Regions from separate parts of the Mus musculus genome. Here region 1 is linked to region 2. The links are chromatin loops, found by intact Hi-C in ENCODE. Cell type or tissue: heart. All regions are shown on one strand. Links, peaks and the distances in the headings refer to the core of each region. The heading gives the core; the rest is flanking DNA.

Region 1 (9,889 bases), core at 1,222-9,221, 80 kb after region 2:
AGATCTTCAGGGAGGGTGGAGGCTCGTAAGTCCCTCCCTCTTCTTGACTGATGTGGACAGGGCCCAATCAGTACTAAATTGCTAATAACCATCCTTGGTCAGGCCAGGGATGTGGCAAGAAAGACTTCTTCCACATCAACCGGAAGCCTCTCCTGGGACAAGGGAATTGAGTGGTAGTCCTGGATTTATTTGGATGTCAACTTCAGCAGGGTGGGCCAGCAACAACTTAGCAGGGGTAGGGGAGGTGGCAAGGTAGGGTGAGGGTAAGGGCGAGGGTGAAGGTGAGGGCGAGTGTCAGATGTACCTTTGCCCAGGTAGTCAGCTGGGAAAGCAGAGACACCGGGCCAAGCTGGAGGTCGTGACCGCCTGGAGAAAAGACCTCCCCTTTCTGATTTACACAAAGGTTCCCCATGAGTTTGCGGGAGCCTCCACTGGTCTGAAAGTGTTCCAGGTTCAACACCGAGGGCTTATTATCTCAATAAGAAAAAGCTGCCTCTTCCCAACAGGAATTTCCAGTCGTGGTTATTAGCCTAGGTGTGACCCAAAGGTAAGAGTCATCGAGTTTCTCCTCAGCTCAGGTTCACCCCACAGTCTGTTCCCTGGTGCTTTTCTTAGCTTTTCTTAGCACAGCCTTTCACCCGTCTTTTTTTTTTTTTTTTCTTTCTCCACTTTGACCTCAGGGTGTCAGCTTCAGGCTGTGTTTAGTCTTAATGCCAGTACCACAAGTCTCTGGTCTTTCCTCCCCTCCCCCTTCCTTCTCTCTCCCTGGCTTAGAAAGAAGTGACTAAACGAGTCCCTCCCGAGGTGAGGTGAGCTCTCTCCCGGGAGTCACAGGGTGGGGTGAGGTGGGTGACATCAAGGGAAAGGGAAAAGGAAAAACAAATAGAAGCAGATGTCTCTGCAGCCCAGGTCCTGGCCTAGGGGATCATGGGGGCACAGAGGAGGTGGGGGGGGGGCGGGGTAGGGACAGGGATGGCAGCTGATAAGTGTTTCCAACCTGGGCCTGGACTCCCTGGAGCCTGAAGCTAGCTGGGCTTCTTAGTCCTTACCTCTCCACGGTCACCTGATTCCTCTTCCAGGGATAGGCCAGTGGCCCTCTCTTCCCTTCCTCCTTATGTGGATTGAGGTCATTTGTAGCCACCCTCCTTTGAGCCAGTGAACACCACATGTTTAAAGTGTGTGGAAACAACTATGGACCAAGTCTGCTGTGTCACCAGGAAACACTGGGTTCCCTTTGCAGGTTCTCAGTTTCATAGACGAGATAATTAAAAATGGATACAGAAAAGAACTCACCAGTTATTATGCCTAAGGAAAACAAACAGCCAGACAGTGGAGGTTGGGATCCTTGAAGCTGCATGGAGCACAGAGCCAGAAGGAGCTAAGCCTGCAGGCTCAGCAAGGAGACCTTACACCTGTGGGGGCTTTGGGTTTAAGTACTGTCATCCGTACAGGGATAGTGCTTCCATTTTAAAATGTTTATCTTCAAGTGTGGTAGCATAATGAACAGGCATTCAATGCCATCCACAGCTGTCCAGTGAGTGTGGGGATACAAAAGACTGTCCCAAAGCAAAAAGGAAAGCTGGGTGCAGTGTCGCACACCCAGCACTCAGGAAGCAGAGGCGGGTAGATCTCTGTGAATTTGAGGGCAGCCTGGTCTACAAAGTGAGACCCTGTCTCAAAAAACAAAATGATGATGATGATGGTGATGATAGTCATTCCTGACCCCACACTGGCTTCCTGCTTGTGTTTACTCCATTCCTGTCAGTGGTGGTATGGGATTGAAGATTTAGCTTCACTTTAGCTATCAACTGTGGCAGCCATTTTCTCCCCTTTATAGAGCTCCCCTCCCTTACAGGGACCTCAAACCCAATTATAATCATCACAGCAGGAAAGAATTTTGGACAAGGCCAGCATGAAGCAGAGATAGAGTTTATTTCATTTGAAACCTGGCGTCATGTAGCCCAGGCTGTCCTCAACCTTGCTATGTATCAGAGTTTAACCTTGACTTTCTGATCCTCCTGGCTCTCCCTCTCAAGTGCTAGGATGACAAGCATATACCATCATGCCTGCTTTTATGGGGTGTAGAGTTCAGACCCAGGACGTTGCACTTTCTAGGTTAGCACTCTACCACCTGAGCTATAGCCGCAGCATCACAGCTCGGATTTAGTTTGTTTAGCTGTTGAGACAGGGTCTCACTGTGTGTCCCTGGCTGGTCTGGGACTCACAGAAATGACCTGTTTCTGCTTCCTGCATGCTAGGAATAAAGGTGCTTGCTGCCATTCCTTACAGAGTTTATTAAATAGCACAGATAGATAGATAGATAGATAGATAGGTAAATAGATAGAGATAGATAAGATATAGATATGTTTTTCTGAGCCCTGGCTGTCCTGGAACTAGTTCTGGAGGTAGTGGCAGCAGATAGACTCTGGAGGTGGAGTTCCAGGCAGTTGGGAGTTGCTTGACACGGGGGATGTTGGACTCCTGGCTGCAGGTGGAGTATGTGAGCCATTTCCCCAGACTCTTTATAAAACATTATTTAAACATACTTAAGAGCAGAGGTTAATAGAGAGGTGCTTAGGACAAAGGGTCGAGTCCAGCTGGCTTAACAATACTTACATGTAGGATTCTGGTTGTTTCGAAAGTTGTTATTTACAAAGTTTGCTAAGAAATGTAAATGAAATCTCAGGATGGACAAAGGTATGCCAGACAGGATTGTACTTGACACAGGGAAGCAATAGGATGCCTCACTGTGAATTAGTTAATAATGTTTTTAAATTGGCTGTGTATATATGTGTGTGTGTGTCTATCTATCTATCTATCTATCTATATCTGCACATGCATGAGGAGGTCAGAGGTCAATTAAAGGAGTTAATTCTATATTTCTACCATGTCAGTCCAGGTGATAGAACTTGGGTTGGCACCTTTACCCACTGAGCCCTTTTGCCAGCATAATATAATGTAATGTAATATAATGTAATATAATATAATATAATACAATGTTTTGTATGTGGAATTCTGGGAAAAAATCTAGGAGAGGAGTAAGGTCCTACCTGAGGTCATACAGATGCAGGCCTTAAGCCAGGTTTGTTGTTATTTTAACATTCATATCTGAAAGTATTTCTATATAAAAGAAATACTTCCTCTGGTGGTAACAATATAACAAATGTTGATAACCAGGAAGGTTTTTTGTTTTGTTTTGTTTTTTTGTTTTTGTTTTTGTTTTTGTTTTGTTTTGTTTTGTTTGAGACAGGATTTTTCTGTGTAGACTTGTCTGTCCTAGAACTCTCTTTGTAGACCAGGCTAGCCTTGAACCCACAGACAACCACCTGCTTCTGCCTCCAGGGTGCTGGGATGTGCCACCAAACTTGATAGCTGGAACTCTTGATTCTCAACTAGTTAGAAGCTTCAGCCGTACTATCGAGTGAGGAATTAATTTTTCTTGTCTTTCCTGTCTCAAAACCTAGGCATCAACTCCACATGCTGCAAGTAGTCTCCAGCCACAGGAAGTCAAGACACAGGAAGTGCAAAGCCAGGTCCTACACTTACCTTCCTGGTGTCTTTAGCAAGGACTGCTGTATCTCTGTGCTCATTTCTCCTGAACTGGTTGACCCCTACGTCCCTAAATGATGTTTGGAGCAGAGGTGTGCATGCTCTCTCTGTTTCTGTCTCTGTCTCTGTCTCTGTCTCTGTCCCTCCCTCCCTTCCTCCCTCTCTCCCCCTCTCTCCCTCTGTCCCACTCACTAGCTTAGGAATAGCAGGACTGCTGACTGATGCTAATCCTAGAGGCCTTCTTAACCCATTTTGGAGTCTTGACTGTTCTATCCTAGCTAATGTGAAGTGCAGGCAGGGCTATACAAAGATGAGCTTGTGGAACCTCCTAGGAAGGATGCCCACAAAGCCAAGCAGGGGAGAGAGATTTGGGTGCAGAAAGCTGAATGTGGAAAGGGCTGGGTTGGTAAACGCTAAGAAGGAGGCTAAGGCAGGGAAGCAGGATGAGGCCTAGGGAGAGGTTGCAAGGAAATACAGTTGTGGTGCTCAATTTGGCAACACATATACTAAAATGATAGAGAGGATTAGCACAGCCCCTGTGCAAGGATGACACGCACATTTTTGAAGTATTTTATTTGTACATATATTTTTAAAGTTAATTACTTAATTTTATTTATTTATAGGCAGGCTTTCACTATGGAGTCTTGGCTAGCCTGGAACACACAGAGATGTATCTTCCCCTGCTGGGATTAAAGGCCTAGCTCACACTAGCCAGAATTTTACAGAAGAAGAAGGAGGAGGAGGAGGAGGAGGAGGAGGAGAAGGAGGAGAAGGAGAGGAGAAAGAAGAAGAAGAAGAAGAAGAAGAAGAAGAAGAAGAAGAAGAAGAAGAAGAAGAAGGAAGAAGAAGAAAGAAGAAGAAAAGAAGAAGAAAAGAAGAAGAAGAAAACGGAAATTTTTATTTGGACAAAAACTTAGGCCTTGGCAGCATGGGGGCTCAAGCCTGGATTCCCAATTCTCTGAAGGCTGATGCAGGAGGATTAATGTGAGTTTGATGCCTGCGTGGTATAGTATGAGACAGTATAAAGAAAGACCCCCCCCCCCCCCAAATAAAAACCACAAGGCCTTCTCCATCCCACAGGAGTGCTGAAGTCAGTGTGGGTGGTCTTGAGGTCTTTGCTCCCTTGTTTCTCAGTTTCATGGCCACACAAATGATTTGGCCCCAGGAGGAGACCAACCTTGTCCTTGGCACCTCCTTTCAGGCAGGGCAGTTCCTGGAGAGGGCCTGTCTGTGAGCTACCATCAATTCCCAAGGGGAACCTGTGCAGAGGTCCTAGGGTCTACCAAGATTCAAGCCAGCTCTGCTCTCCAGCAGCTGAGTGACCTTGACCTGGTTCTGATCCTTATTTAGCATGTGTTTCCGTTTCCTCCTCTGTAAGCGAGGCAAGAACGGGGATTAAATGAAATCTTGTTCTGGAAGGGTAGGAGGCTCACCACACCCCAACCTGGATTGGCTTCTGTCCCAGGAACAGCTGTTAAAGGCTTGATCTGGGGCTTCGGTGTGGCCTGGTCTCCCACTTCCTGCCCCTGGGGTGGTTGGACTTAGCTCTTCTGGCTCTTTTCCAGCTCTGGGGACAGGAAACTGAACCCAGTTCTGGCCTAATTGCCCTCCCTTTTCCTCCTTACTGGAGTCCTGTACAGCTGTGTGTGTGTGTGTGTGTGAGGGGGTGAGGCTCTGGTTCCTGGAATTCCCAGCCTCAGTTATTTGTCTAGCGCAGAATTCAGCCTGAAATGTCACTTTAGGCTTTGAGCCATTTGCTTGTCCCTCTACGTGAGGACAGGGTGGAAGAGCCACAGTTGAATCCTGGTATTTCTGGGTCCCCTGAATCTTACCTGTACCGTCAATGGCAGAAAAGCGGAAAAGATGGTAATAAAATAGAGTGGGGGTCGGGGGTAAGTCTCAGGGGCCCCCTGGGCATATCGGAACCTGTGTGAATTGGGGTCCTTCTTCTAAGCAGACACAGCTTGGCTGCCAGTACCTCTGTGTAAGCTAGCAAAGCTTATAAGAACCCCTGGGAGCCTGAGGTTCAGGGTCCTGTCTATTGCGCCCCATAGGCAGTGATATCAGGATGAAGGTTCAACTCCATGGCGCAGGCTCCTTGCTCTGCCAGGATGCTCAGCACTCGTTGGATTCTGGTTTGTCAGCTCATCACTTAGAGCTCATCTTTCCCCACACCTGATATCACTTTCTGTCTTAGAGCCTTAGATGTAGTTTTCTTCGCTAGCATTCCTAGGATCTAGAGTAGTACAGGGCAGTGAAGCCTGCTTCTCTGGGGACAGACCCCCAGACACAGAGGCACCCCAGCCAGCCTTTGCAAACATGTGTCTGTCTGGCTAGTCCTTTGCTTTGCTACAGCCCATGCCTGGCAGTTCCTTCCTACAGAAGTGGAAAGAGATGGTAACAGCAGCCTATCCATAAGCTAGCACTGGGTGCTGGGTAGGGCAGAGGTCAGAAGTCTGACCTCTAGATTTAGCTAGATATATTCTACCCGCCCAGTGGCAATCCTTATGGCTTCTCAAAGACCATCTATCACCACAGCAGAACTGCATTCTATTATAGCCACACGTGGCCCACAGGGTGAGGCGGAGAATGAAGTGTTCCCTGGCAGCGTTGCAGGGGTGACTTCACTAGTCCAAGGGAGAAGTAGCAGATTACATTCTAGAGTCGGTGGATGTGTGTTTTGAGTGTTGGATCACTTGTGGGACCTAAAAGAGGCACTTCTCTGTGCCTTGGGTTTTCTCGTCTATCAAACGGGAGAGCGTCAAGCTTTGAGGGTTGTTTTAAGTATTGGATGAATAAGCACATAATGCATAGTCAAGATCAATAATGCTAGCTATTACAGTGGCAACCCTTGAGATCCCAGTGGATAAACACACCTGTCAGATTTCCATAAGCTCAGTGTTTGAAATTCCCAGCGATGCATTGTAGCTGGTTGTCTGGGCGGTCTCGTGCGCTGTGTACTCAGATGCTGAGTTCTGTGCCCTGAGATCAGGTTGCAGTCTGGACATGGGCATTGTATTGACCAATGTGCTGTAAAGGATGCTCCCTGGTGATCTCTGATTCATTAATAAAAGGCTAAAGCCTGTGCCTGGGCAGAAGAGAGAGGAAGACGAAACTTGAAATCGAATAGGGGGGTTTCGGGTAGGGGCTGATATATTATTTTTCCACCAGTGAAATGAGCCGATTCAAATCAGATTAGATTATATTAAATGCAGATTTATTGGGAAAGCAGCTCTTTGGCAGGCAAGTTCACTGGCCCCAAGGAAAGAGGCCAAGGAAGTTTTCATGGGAAGGGAGAGAGAGGAGAGGGGGAAGGGAGAGACCAAAATGTCTGGATTATATAAGAGCCTCTGGGGGGAAGGGCAGCCCAGTCTCTGGGCTGGAAAGTTCAGGGTATGCCAGGTTGGGAGAACCTGGAGGTCAGGTCTACTTTGATATGTAAAATATGCACCCCACTCCCCAGGTCTGGAAACTAGACAGGGCCCCTGTGAAGAAGAAAAAGGTAGGGGAAGAAGCAGCATCCTATGAGGCAGGATGGACCATGAGCACATGGCCAAGAGATGCTCACATTGAGGACATCCATGAAATACAGCCAGACTCAGTTGGCAAGCAATGGAGCATTTATCTGATTATTAATAGCCTAGGCAGGTTATAATAGTCTCAGAACCTGCCCAGTTTAGATTTGTAGCTTGTTAAAAAAAATTCTGATGTGTTTCTGTTGTTTACTCGGGAGCTAAATGGGAAAGAATGGGCTGGCAGATGGCTCAGCAGGTAAGAGCACTGACTGCTCTTCCAGAGGTCCTGAGTTCAAATCCCAGCAACCACATGGTGGCTCACAACCACCTGTAATGAGATCTGACACCCTCTTCTGATGTGTCTGAAGACAACTACAGAGTACTTATTTAAAATAATAAATAAATCTTGGGGTTGGAGCGAGCAGGAACTGAGTGAGTTGGGCCAACTGGAGTGACCAGAGGTCCTAAATTCAATTCCCAACAACCACATGAAGGCTCACAACCCTCTGTACAACTACAGAGTACTCATATACATAAAATAAATAAATAGATCTTTTTTAAAAAAATAAATAAATGGGAAAGAACAGGGCAGAAACCCCTTACTTCAGTACTTGGTCTAAGAAGAATCACGTTGGGACAGTCAGCATTTCATCTGTGAGATTGGTTAATCCTTGCTCTGTGGCAGTGTTCCAGACGCTCCAGCCTTAGAGGCAGCCTGCTCGCCCATGTTGTGCTGCTTGTAACTCTTCCTATGCGCCCTGAAGGAAGCACCATGAACAGAAGGCCTGTGCCTGTCAGTAGCCTCAAAGGACACATCCCTCACTGAGTCATTAGGGTTCTGGTGACAGCCAAAGCCTCCAAGACTTTGTATTGCCAGACTGACCTCGGCTTGGGGTGATGAGTTCTGTGAGCTGGCCATCCGCAGAGACGCTTTCCTTTATTACTCCCCCGACATCACTCACGGGGGCTTTAAGCAGAGTCATTAAGTGGTTCTAGCTCAGGACGGTAATGAGCACATGATGCTGGAACCAGGACACTGGCTTGTTACTAACATGTTTCTCCATCTCTGTATCTGGCCTGTATCTGTCCAGATGGAAGAGTCTTAACCCGTGACTGCATCTCCCCACTCCCCATCCCTCCTCTCCCACTCTTCCTCTCTGCCTCTGGGTCTTACAGAGCCTAGGGTGGCCTTGAACTGCTATGTTCACACCTAACGATGACGTTGTGCTGTTCCTCCCAACTACACTTCCTGAGCACTGGAGTTGTAAGTTACATACCCTGTTTATATGGCACTGGGGATTGAACCCCTGGCTTCATGCATGGTAGGCAAACACTCTGCCAACTAAGCCGCATGTCTAGGCTTCTCCTCCTCCTCCTCCTCCTCCTCCTCCTCCTCCTCCTCCTCCTCCTCCTCCTCTACCTCTCCTCCTCCTCCTCCTCTGCCTCCTCTACCTCTTCCTCCTCCTCCTCTACCTCTCCTCCTCCTCCTCCTCTACCTCTCCTCCTCCTCCTCCTCCTTCTTGTTTTTAACCTACCTCAGCTATCCTATAAGCATATTCCATATGGGACCTGGATTTGCGTATGTGTAAAATGAATTATGTCTGTATATCTTACTGATTAGGAGGAGGGCTCTGTGCCAAGCATCCGTGTGGACGTCAGAGGACTTGAATGAGGTGGTTTTCTCCTGTTACTCAGATCCCGGGGACTGAACTCAGGTTTTCAAGCTGGCAATCAATTTGTGTGTTACTTTTATTATTTGTGTGTGTGTGAGTGTGTGTGTGTGAGTGTACTCGAGTGTGTGCAGTACCCTAGAATGTTTGAGCCTAAAGGTCTAAAATCCCCAGGAACTGGAATTATGGGCAGTAGCGAGCCATAAAGTGGGTGCCCGGACTCGAACTCAGATCCTCTGGAAGAGCAGCAAGCTCTCTTAAGCACTGATCCATCTCTCCAGCCCTCTGTTTTGTTTTGTTTTTTTGAGACAAGTTATCAATCTGTAGTTGAGAGGCTATTCTAGAACTCATGGCAATCTCCCTGCCTCAGCCTCCAGAACACTGGTATTCCAGCTGTGAGCTGTCGCAGGGCTATCTTTCAGTCCCTTGTTCATCGTTCCTTTGAATGTATCAAGATGCTCTTTATTTACTTACTAAAGTATTTTTATTTATTATTGTATGTCTGAGTATGTGTGCTTGCACATGTGTGTATGAGCACCTGCAGAGGCCAGCCAGATCCCTCGGAGCTGGAGTCACAGGTGGCATGAACTGCTTGACGTAGGTGCTGGGACTGAATTCTGCAAGAGCAGCAGGTGTTCTTAACTGCAGAGTCATCTCCAGCTCCCTTTGTTTTATCTTTAATTAAAAAAAATGTATATATATCAGTGATATGCACAAACCTCAAGGACTCAGACAAACTTTAACCCTACCCCCCAGATACAGATCCCTCCTTCACCCAGAACAAGAGGCCTCTAGAAGCAGCGTGAGGAAGTTAAGATGTCCTATTGGCAACGCTAAAACAAGGGAAGCAAAAGGGGCTAATTAAAAAAAAATTTTTTTTAATTTTAGATGTTTTATTTATTTGTTTGTTTGTTTGTTTGTTTGTTTATTTATTTATTATAAGTACACTGTAGCTGTCTTCAGACACACCAGAAGAGGGCATCAGATCTCATTACGGGTGGTTGTGAGCCACTATGTGGTTGCTGGGATTTGAACTCATGACCTTCAGAAAAGCAGTCAGTGTTCTTAACCACTGAGACCTCTCTCCAGCCCTGAGGTAAAATTTTAATAATGTATTTCATTTAAAACAACAGATCCAAAATATAATTTTAATAT
Region 2 (9,889 bases), core at 812-8,811:
TCGGGGCAGAGGAGAGCTCGGAAGAAGATTCACAGAGGCCACTCATCGATGGTGCTGAAAATGAAGATGACTATGAGCCTAACTATTCGATCCAGGAGGACAGGGCTGTCGTCCAAGTGAAGGCCATAAGCTTTCATCAGGCTTGCTGCCTTCCTGGGGTCATCCCGGTAAGGACTCCCTGGTCTCCTTCCACAGCTGGCCGGGTGTGGTACCTTCAGTGCTGTGCTGGGTGGGGAGCACGCTGCCTTCTACTGTCTACTGATGCAGTCCTAGGTGGTTGTGTAGCATCTGTCAGCTTCCCTGGTAGCCATGGAAACCCTGTCACATATAGAAGCTTCAGACAACAGGGGTTGGGCGGGCATGTCCAGACGTGACTCGTGAACATGCTGATGCTGATCCATCATGCAACTGCCAAGGCACAGTTAACAAGTTTTTAAATATTTTGATCTCTCAGATTTACCTGGACCAAGAGGGGTTTTGAATGGTTCATCATCTGCCTATTTGTGAATTCTGATCATTCTGGGGAGTAGGGAGTTGCCCAGTCCTAGGACAGAGTACACAAGGATTTCTTGGTAATTTATCCCAGCATTTCCACAACCTTTGCAGTCCAGGTCAACTCTGTCTGAGCGGAGCCCCTCCTGCTGCTGCAGTCTGTCTGTCTTCATGTTTTGGGGGTCCTATCACTGGAGTGGAAGTTAAGAGGCCTAGGTTGTGTTTGCAGCTTGCCCAGTAACTTTCTGTGAGACTTGGATAAGTCTCCCAACCCATCCTTGTGTCTCAGTGCCAGGGAATGGAGATGGCACCCATCTTGCCTGGCTCATTGTATAGTTCACAAAGCATCTGATTTCATGATGCAAGTCTGCAGCCATCCTACTCTGTCCCTCCCAGCTCTCTTCTGCCCTCTGCCTCTCTGCTAAAAAACTAACCCTACGAACAGGCAGTCAGTCAAGTGTAACACTCTCTAATTCTTAGAGCTAGGGAATAGGGAAATAGAGATAGAGATAGGGAAACTCTGGTTCCTTTAGGCCCTTGTAGTCCTGTTCTTATGAACATAGTGCCTTTCGGTTATAAAAATATTATACCAGCAGTTGTTTTGGTAGAGACAGAACTTCAGTTTGTTGTGGCTAAACAAGAAACTTACTTGCTGGCTCCTTTGTACTCCTAAGCCATTGTTCTCTGGCACTGGCAGGGTGGAGAGGAAGTCTAGCTAAGCCTTTGTCTTTGTAGCAGGCTTCTGGGCTGAGAGCTGTGGTGGTCAGGATTTGGCTCTCTACGGGGTGTCTGCTACCCTGCCTGCCAGGGAAGCACTTTTAAAACAAGTGGCACCTGGGAAATCACTGGCACTGGGGTGGGGGTGGGGGTGGGGTGCAGGAGTTCTAGCCAGACACTCTTTGAAGTCCGCCCTCTTCCTCTGCCTTCCCTTTGATGCTAATAGTCAGGGTTTCCTGGTAATAATGTATGTGTTGAGTACAGGAGTCTCAGCCATCACCCACTTAAGGCAGCTCTTTCAGAAGAGAGCCAGAGGCCAGTGGAAACCATAGCTCTTTCTTTTTGGCCCTCCAGAAAGGCTCTTTTCTGTGGGATGTGGTCCACAGGTAGATGTCTTTCTGTCTGTGACTGAGTCATTAACTCTCCGTAGTTTGCAGAATTAAATTTGCGGGGAGAGAACCAAGAAAGCCTGGCTGCCAGCAAGATGAGCTGAGGTTTGCTAGGCCAATTTGCCTGTGGCTGATGGTGGTTGGAAGCATGAACACCAGGGACCTTTTGTCTAAATAAAGAAACGTGGGTACAGTGTGTACTGCTTTCTGGGTTTCAAACACTGCCTTGCTTTTACCAGAGAAATGATAGAAGAAGAAACTGGGGGTAGTTAAGAAAAAGCTGTGCATAATTCCTTCCTTCCTTCCTTCCTTCCTTCCTTCCTTCCTTCCTTCCTTCCTTCCTTCCTTCCTTCCTTCCTTCCTCCTTTCTTTTTTTGGAAACCAGTAGAAGTAAAGAAAGAGGGCTTCTGGGTAAGGTCAGGGAGGACCCCATGCTGTGCTGTATGCTGCTTGTTGACAGTTGTGGTTTCTCCTGCAGTACTCACTGGCCTACGCCTGCCTGAAGCTAGTGAACTACTCCTTCTTCTTCTGGCTGCCCTTTTATCTGAGTAACAACTTCGGGTGGAAGGAAGCCGAAGCTGACAAGCTGTCCATTTGGTACGACGTCGGAGGTATCATAGGTACGCATGTGTGCCTCTCCTTCCGCGTGGTTAGTCGCCTGCCATCTTTCAGAGTTAGGAAATCTCATTTGAAGTTTTATTGCTTGCTCCACAGCCGTCTTTCCCAACCCGTCCTACCAGTAAACACGCAGCTTCTGTGAGAACAAAAAGTCCAAAGGAAGAGGGCCAGCTTGAGACTGACAGGCTGTGGTTTATAGGGGCTGTCTTCTCTTAGTCTGCGGGTGATGGATCAGCTCTTTTGTCCTGGGAACACTTGGAAATCTCTTTAAATGCAGCGCCTTTGTGTGCTTTCAGGGATGGCTTGGCTTTGAAGCTGATTTTGTGAGAGATTCAAGATGGAGTAGGAATGTGTTCATTTTGGCTTCCTCCCACTGTCCCGCTATCTCCAGCCAAGGAAGCAAACATAGCACCTTAGTGTGTAGATTGTCAGGTACCAGAGGAAGGGCAAACAGAAGGATTTCCCTTTCCTTTCTTGTCTGTGTTTGCTGGATACAACAGATTTATTTTATTTTCCAGGCTAGGGATTGAACCCTGGGTTAGGAAATGTACTATAACCCTAGTTCTATAACAGATTTTAGCAGTGGCTTTGCGATGTAGCCAGAAATACAAATGAGGAAATAATAAACCCTTAGGCAAGACCAACAGATTATACACTGTGGCCTCACCTTAACATCTCTGTCTGTGGTATTTACACATTAAGCCAAGCTACCCTGAACACAGGAATAGCACAGAAGGCTCTTAGGTGTCACGCTGATATTATATTTGAACTTGGCTATTGGTAGTCTTAGGTCTAGAGCCAAAGGTAATGTAGACGCCCTGGGACCTGATCATACTTCTGTATCTTCCACAGTTAAAGGCATCTTGGTGCAGAGCGAAAGAAGTGGGTTTGGAGCGGCAGCTCAAGGGCTCTTCCTTAAACTAGCTGTCGAGGTTGAGCCTTACTAGATCACACTAGGCATCCGGGCTGCTTTCAAGCTTGTGATCTTTCTGTTCCAGACTTCAGGGGGACGGCAAGTGCAGGCTCACTTGATTCAGTTCTTCATGCTTTAAGTTCAAATGAGGAAATCCAGGGGAATCAGTTTGTTTTTTATTTGATAGGGAAAGTGGTAAGTATGATATTGATGGTTTTGGTAGTTTTCTTTTTTCTTACTTTGTGGTGTCCTGTCCATAGGCAGCCACTGTGGTGGGGACACTTGGGAGAACCAGCTGTATCTGTCCCCCGAGGGGCTTGTCTCAGACAGCTGAGCCCAGCCACAGCTGCTTTCCACTGACCGTGTGCTTTGTGCTTGAAGGTGGGACTCTGCTAGGCTTCATCTCTGACGTACTGCAGAAGAGAGCACCTGTGCTGGCCCTCAGCCTCTTCCTGGCCGTCGGGTCCCTTGTTGGGTATAGCCGTGAGTATTCCTTTGTAATTGCCTTGATTCCTGATCTCTTGAAGGTAGGCACTTGCCCAGAGTCGGTGGCCAGCCATGGAGAGATCTGTGATTAGCTCTGAGTGCCTGGGAACTGTCATCACATGGTTTTATTTGTGTGGGGAGGAAACCGTCATCTCGTCATCTCCCTTGCTTTGTGGACCTGTTTAAAAGCTTGCTTGGGAGTGTATTGCTTTGTTTGAGGGGCGGCTCCAGAGGGACAGCATTAGAGCCAATAAAACCATAAAAGGAGGCAAGGTTTCTAAAGCGGGAGGATGGTAATTAGTAGGTCTTGGGGTATGTGTGTGTGTTCTAAAGCCGTAGAGTTGTTCTCTGGCTTTTAGACATCTCATTAGCTTGAGCAGTAGCCAGAGACAGGACAAAAGCTGGAAGGGCCCCGTCTGTCTTTGTTGTCTCTGGAGGGATTGTGCTGTGGCGGGTTAGGGATGGGGATGCAGTCGCTTGCTGTGCACTGTTGATGGAGGCACATGCAACTGCTTTTCAAGTCACTGTGGTGTGTCTCTTCTCTCACAGGCTCTCCAAACAATAAGTCCATCAATGCGCTTCTGATGACCATTACAGGTATGGTCGACCCTTCTGTCCACTGCGCTGTCCCTCTGGGAGCTCAGAGAAAGCTGTCTCCCACAGGTGGACTGACACTAAACCTTTGTTATGTAGACCTCAAGTGATAGGAAGATAAATGTCTTTGCCAACTTCTCTCTGCCCATGGGTAACTTCTTCAACCTTCTGAGACAGAAGCTGTCCCTGTGGACAAACCCAAAAATTTGGTTTGTTGTTCCATGTCTGGCTTTGACTTCAGAAGGTGACTTAGTAAGGCCTCACATTGGAATCCCATCCACTAGCTTGTGGAAGTGCAGAATAGCTAGATTTTTTTTCTCTCATGCCAAAACTGGGAAATATGTTTATATATATGTGTGTGTGTGTGTGTGTGTGTGTGTAATTTTTTAATTCAGCAAGATGTGTGGCTATGATTCCAGTAACATGACTGAGTTTACCAGAGCCAGGCCACATCCACCAGAGGGCTGTGCCTTACAAGAACAAGAGCTGTGGTTTCAAAGGGGACAATCCTGTTTAATCCCTTTGAAACAGCACTGTCTCATCCCTCTCTTTCCAGCGTGTTGGTTGACTCGGGTGGATTGGTGTTTGGGGGACATAATTGTGTTGTAATGGACCCTGACAAGCTGCTACTGTTTGTTGATGAGTCCATGCCTACTGCATTGAAATGGCCGACTGTTCCACTGGGACATAGACACTAGAGTGTCATATCACTGGAGAATGGATTTCAGAAGAGCAGATACAGTTAGTCTGAAAGTACTATCTAGAAGCACTTCCTTTAGTTTCTGTTTCTCACCAACACGTTGGTTAAGACATTGGAATATTTTATCTATCTGGTCAATGGCTAGAAATGTGGATCATATTTTAACATGAACCTGTTCTCTTTATGGCTTCAGGGTTTTTTATCGGCGGACCATCCAATATGGTTAGCTCTGCTATTTCTGCAGACTTGGGTCGCCAAGAGCTGATCCAAGGGAACAGCGAGGCTCTGGCGACTGTCACGGGGATCGTCGATGGAACAGGGAGTATTGGTGCTGCTGTGGGCCAGGTGAGAAGAGCATGTGCTTGCTGACTCCCACGGCAGGTGGCGCTCTTGTGCTGTGGACAGGACGCCCTAGGTTTTCAGCCTCTGAGAGGTGGGACCTGAGATGGAAGGCATCCCGAATGGCCAAAGATTGTGTAGCTAACTCTGAGTACAGTCTGTTTTCTCCATGTCCAGACATTTATGACTGGTCCCAGAGGTTGTCTGTAGGTGTCCTGTAGCAAACTCATCCTGGATGCAGGCTGCTGGAGGTCTATAGACGCTGACTTGGAACCTGTGGGCCTGTATATTCCCACGCAGATGCTGGAGAGCCTCTAGGTTAGACCTGCCTTACTGAAGCAGTCAGGATGTCTTAAGTTTACTGGTTTGCTTGATGACTGGGGTGAATCACTGCTGTGCCTGTGCTTAGTGAGGGGCAGCAGCGCACCCAGGTGTTCTCCAGCCATGTAGTGGGTGTTTATCAGTGTCTGCTCATTACAGAAATGCAGGCTCTATGAAGGCAGCATCGTGGCCCGGTTGTCTGTGCCACCCCCCACACTGCCCCCCACCCCCACCTTGTAGCCCTCCCTCATCGATCCTGGCACATGGGAGACGTTCTGGTTCCAAAGCACTGTACAATAAATGGTTGACATGCTTAGGATATTTGACTGTATAATTAAAGAACAAGTGTGTGTGTGTGTGTGTGTGTGTGTGTGTGTGTGTGTGTGTAGGTATAGGTATACAAAATTTAACAAGGGTAGGAGGATTTGCTCTGCATGCTCTGGGGTGGAAATCAAGCAGGGCTACTGTCACCCATTCAGAAGGCTTCATGTCTGAGGGGAGGTGAACAGTCGTCTTGCTTTATGCATTTATGTGTCTATGTGTGTGTGCATGCCACGTGGCAAATGTGTGGAAGTCAGGACAACCTGTCAGAATCTGTTTTCTTTCCACTGTGTGGGTCCTGGGGCTTGAACTTGAGACATCAGGCTTGATGACAAGGGTCGTTACCCTCGGCCATCTTTCCAGACCCATTATACTGAGTGTTTTAAATACATTTAACTAGTACACTTGAGAACAGTTTCTCCTGTAGTCCAGGATGCCCTTGAGTTCCTGATCCACCTTGCACGTGCTGGGATTATAGGCCTGTGTTACCACGCTGGCTACACATGTCAGTGTTCAGACCCCAACTGTAAGCCTGGTGGCAAGTGTCCTTGTCCCCTGGGCCAGCTTGGCAGGACTATTAGTGCGTTTGGACACATATTCCTGGATGAGATTGCATTATCTACTAAGGAGAAACGAGTCCAAGCGTCAAATGTCTACACTGAAACTTAAACATTTACCCACTTACTGTAGAAATAGCACAAGTGTCCATCCAGCAGCTGCTGAATGCATAAGCAGGATGTGGCCGATCCATACAGTGGAGGATTATTTATCAGTTAGAAGGTGACAAAGGCTTGGAAGATACCACAGCATAGAGGAACCTCAGAAATATGCTATTGAAAGAAGCCAGTCATGGGAGACACAGTGTGCCTTCTTCATTCATAGGAAATGTCTAAAATTGGTAAATTTATAAGAAAAGAAAAGACTGGATCTGTGGTGCCTCAGGAGTGACTGCCAGTGGGCTGGCTGCTTATGGAGCTGGCCATAACATTGCTAAATGGCATTAATGATGGGCTGCATCAATTCAGATCCACTAAAAACTATTGTGCTCTGCCCTTGTAGTGGATGTGTCTTTATGTTATCCAAACTGTACGTTGACAGGATGTTTTTAAAGGACTGGTGAGATAGCTCAGTGGGAAAAGGTATTTGCCATCACATTGTAGAATGAGAAAACTGAATTCTGAAGGTTGTCCTTTGACCTTCTCATATACAGTGTGTGTGTGTGTGTGTGTGTGTGTGTGCGCGCGCGCGCGCGTGAACACCCAGGTATACACATAGTGAGTAAGAAAACAGTGTTAGGTGGTGGTGGCTTAGGCCTTTAATCCCACCACTGGGGCTGATCCCTTGAGTTCCAGGACAGTTCCAGGACAGCTAGGCTACACAGAGGAACCCTGTCTTGAAAAACAAACAAAAAGTATCCGTGTGGTTGTTTGAATGATAAATATTTTTTAAAGGTAGAGTTACAGTTACTGTTTAGAAGGCTACTATGTTCCCGAAGCTGTGATGGGTGGTGAGAGTTTTGTGGGTAGGGAGCTTGCTCTGCTGTTCATCCAGGCTGACCTTGATCTTCCTGCCTGTTCTCACTGGTGCTGCCATCCCAGGCGCACTGCTGCACCCAGATGGACTTGAACTCTGTTTATCTGATAGGACCTAGGCCAGGTCACTAAGTGTTTTTGCTTTCATTTTTCCCCAGCACACATTTCAGTAATGGTGTGGTCAAAGGATGTGGCTTATCTCATCTGTGTTCAGGTGGTTTTCAGGACCAATGTCAAGACTGTTTAGCAGGGGAAAGTCATCTCTTCAGCAGTGGAATGGAGGGACTAGATATCCCCATGAAAAAGAAGTAATTAAATCCTTATTTCATACATCAATGACCTCCAAGTGGATTAAAGATCTAACTTGAAGAGCTAAAATTATGAAATTCTTAGAAGAAAACATAGGTCAAATTTTGATTAGAAAATAGATATAAATGGCTAATATAAATGCATGTAAAGATTCTCAGTGGCCTTAGTAGAGAATAGCCACACTGATATCTGACTTCATTCCTAGTGAGGATCAACTTAATAAAAAGCAGAACATAGGGCTTGGAGAGATACTCAGTGCCCTTTTCTGACCTCCATGGGACCAGGCACTCATGTGCCTCACATCTGTGTGTTTAGGCAAAATCAGAGCTGTGCATGGTGATGTGAACATAAACAAAATGGTGCAGAAAATATGGGTATTTCCCCCCCCAAAATTAACTGTGCAATTATTATGTGACCTAGTTTACTTCCCCTTCTCCCCGACTGAAAACAAGGACTAGCATTTGTATGCTGGTGCTTATTACAGTATTACTCATAGTAGATAAAAAGGAGAAACAGGTACTCAACAGAAAAATGGATTAAAAATACCGTGATATTGCTAAACGCATGAAACTCAAGAAGAATGAAGACCAAAGTGTGGACACTTTGTCACTTCTTAGAATTGGAAACAAAACACCCATGGAAGGAGTTACAGACACAAAGTTTGGAGCTGAGACAAAAAGATGGACCATCTAGAGACTGCCATATCCGGGGATCCATCCCATAATCAGCTTCCAAACGCTGACACCATTGCATACACTAGCAAGATTTTGCTGAAAGGACCCAAATATAGCTGTCTCTTGTGAGACTAGGCAGGGGCCTAGCAAACACAGAAGTGGATGCTCATAGTCAGCTATTGGATGGATCACAGGGCCCCCAATGGAGGATCTAGAGAAAGTACCCAAGGAGCTAAATGGATCTGCAACCCTATAGGTGAAACAACAATATGAACTAACCAGTACCCCGGAACTCTTGACTCTAGCTGCATATGTATCAGAAGATGGCCTAGTCGGCCATCACTGGAAAGAGAGGCCCATTGGTCATGCAAACTTAATATGCCTCAGTAGAGGGGAACACCAGGGCCAAGAAGTGGGAGTGGGTGGGTAGGGGAGTGGGTGGGGGAGCATGTGGGGGACTTTTGGGATAGCATTGGAAATGTAAATGAAATAAATACCCAATTAAATAAAAGAAAAATAGAAACAAACAAACAAAAAATACCGTGATATATGTGTTCAGTGGAATCCTATTCAGCCATGAAAAGGAGTGAGATGCTAATGCATGCTCACTGTGTGGTTGAATCTTGAAGATTTTTCTACATGAAAGATTAGTAAGCCAGCCAGAAAAAAAACCAAAAAATATTTACATGAAGTATCTACAATAGGCAAATTTACAGCTTCAGAAAGTAAATTAGAAGTTGGTAAGTCAGGTGTAATCTCAGCATTTGGAAGACTAGAGCAGGAGGATTGCTACAAATTCAAGGCTGTCCTAGACTACATAATGAGTTCAAGACCAGCCTAAGCTACAGAGTGAGACCCTGACTTTGGGGAAAAGAAAACAACAAGATAGAACTTGCCTTTGGGTAGGCTTGTGGGTACTGTGATTTACAGGGCTTGTGTTATGGGTAAAAAGGTTTGGGAAATAAACAGCTTTTGTGGGTATGTATCATTGTGAATGTAATTGGGGTTGCTGGCCTGTGAGGTTAAAAAGGGTTAAAAGGGTGGCAGAGCACTCGCTGGGCAATCAAGAGGACTGAATTAGGATCCTCGAGTCTCAGACTTAATGTAACCCCAGCTCTGAGGCAGGCATAGACAAGAGGATTGCTGGGACCTGGTGGGTTCCAGCCTAGCTGAGAAAACATGGGTCCTATGTCCTCAAAGGGGACCTCAGGAATAGGCAGCAAGGTGGAGGAGGACTCCTAATGCCCTCTTCCAGCTTTAGCACTTGGGCACCCTCTCCTACATCTGTGCATGTGCATGCACGTGAGCACACATGCGTGCATTAAAAAAAAAAGCATAAAGTGACCAACTTTACGTTGGAGAGTCCTGTAAAAAAGAGGAGATAAAGCTGGGCCAAGTGCTCTTAGCTTCTTTTCTGTAACTGAAAGTAAAGGGAAAGAGTTAGGTTGTGGAATGTTGGTAACATAGTAACCCTGTGAACAGAT

Evidence for each region. A loop is a pair of places that touch in the nucleus more often than their neighbours do. Peaks named below come from ENCODE experiments on the same cell type or tissue, not always from the same donor. Only the 100,000 strongest peaks of a DNase experiment are listed, where the experiment ranks them.
Region 1: it touches region 2 in a loop (2.2-fold over the local background); 6 of 42 quality-filtered maps call a loop at or near these places.

The regions. Positions count from the first base shown.
Region 1 is chr6:39,260,085-39,269,973 of GRCm38, reverse strand. Gm34147 (a long non-coding RNA gene) reads left to right here and starts at 4,363. Exons shown (of 4, transcript XR_377568.2): 1 at 4,363-4,533. It overlaps Gm26008 (a long non-coding RNA gene), which reads left to right. Exons shown (of 6, transcript XR_001785221.2): 5 at 3,465-3,641; 6 at 4,173-4,324. It also overlaps the pseudogene LOC115490450. In heart, for the core only: no CTCF peak of the experiment used is centred there; DNase peaks (open chromatin) are centred at 5,063, 6,133 and 7,843.
Region 2 is chr6:39,339,618-39,349,506 of GRCm38, reverse strand. Slc37a3 (solute carrier family 37 (glycerol-3-phosphate transporter), member 3) reads left to right here. Exons shown (of 15, transcript NM_028123.3): 9 at 1-167; 10 at 2,077-2,218; 11 at 3,511-3,612; 12 at 4,165-4,212; 13 at 5,103-5,254. Among named protein-coding and RNA genes, the nearest start is that of Slc37a3, 33 kb to the left of the region's middle. In heart, for the core only: CTCF peaks have their summits at 919 and 5,286; DNase peaks (open chromatin) are centred at 1,226 and 5,276; H3K27ac peaks cover 482 bases.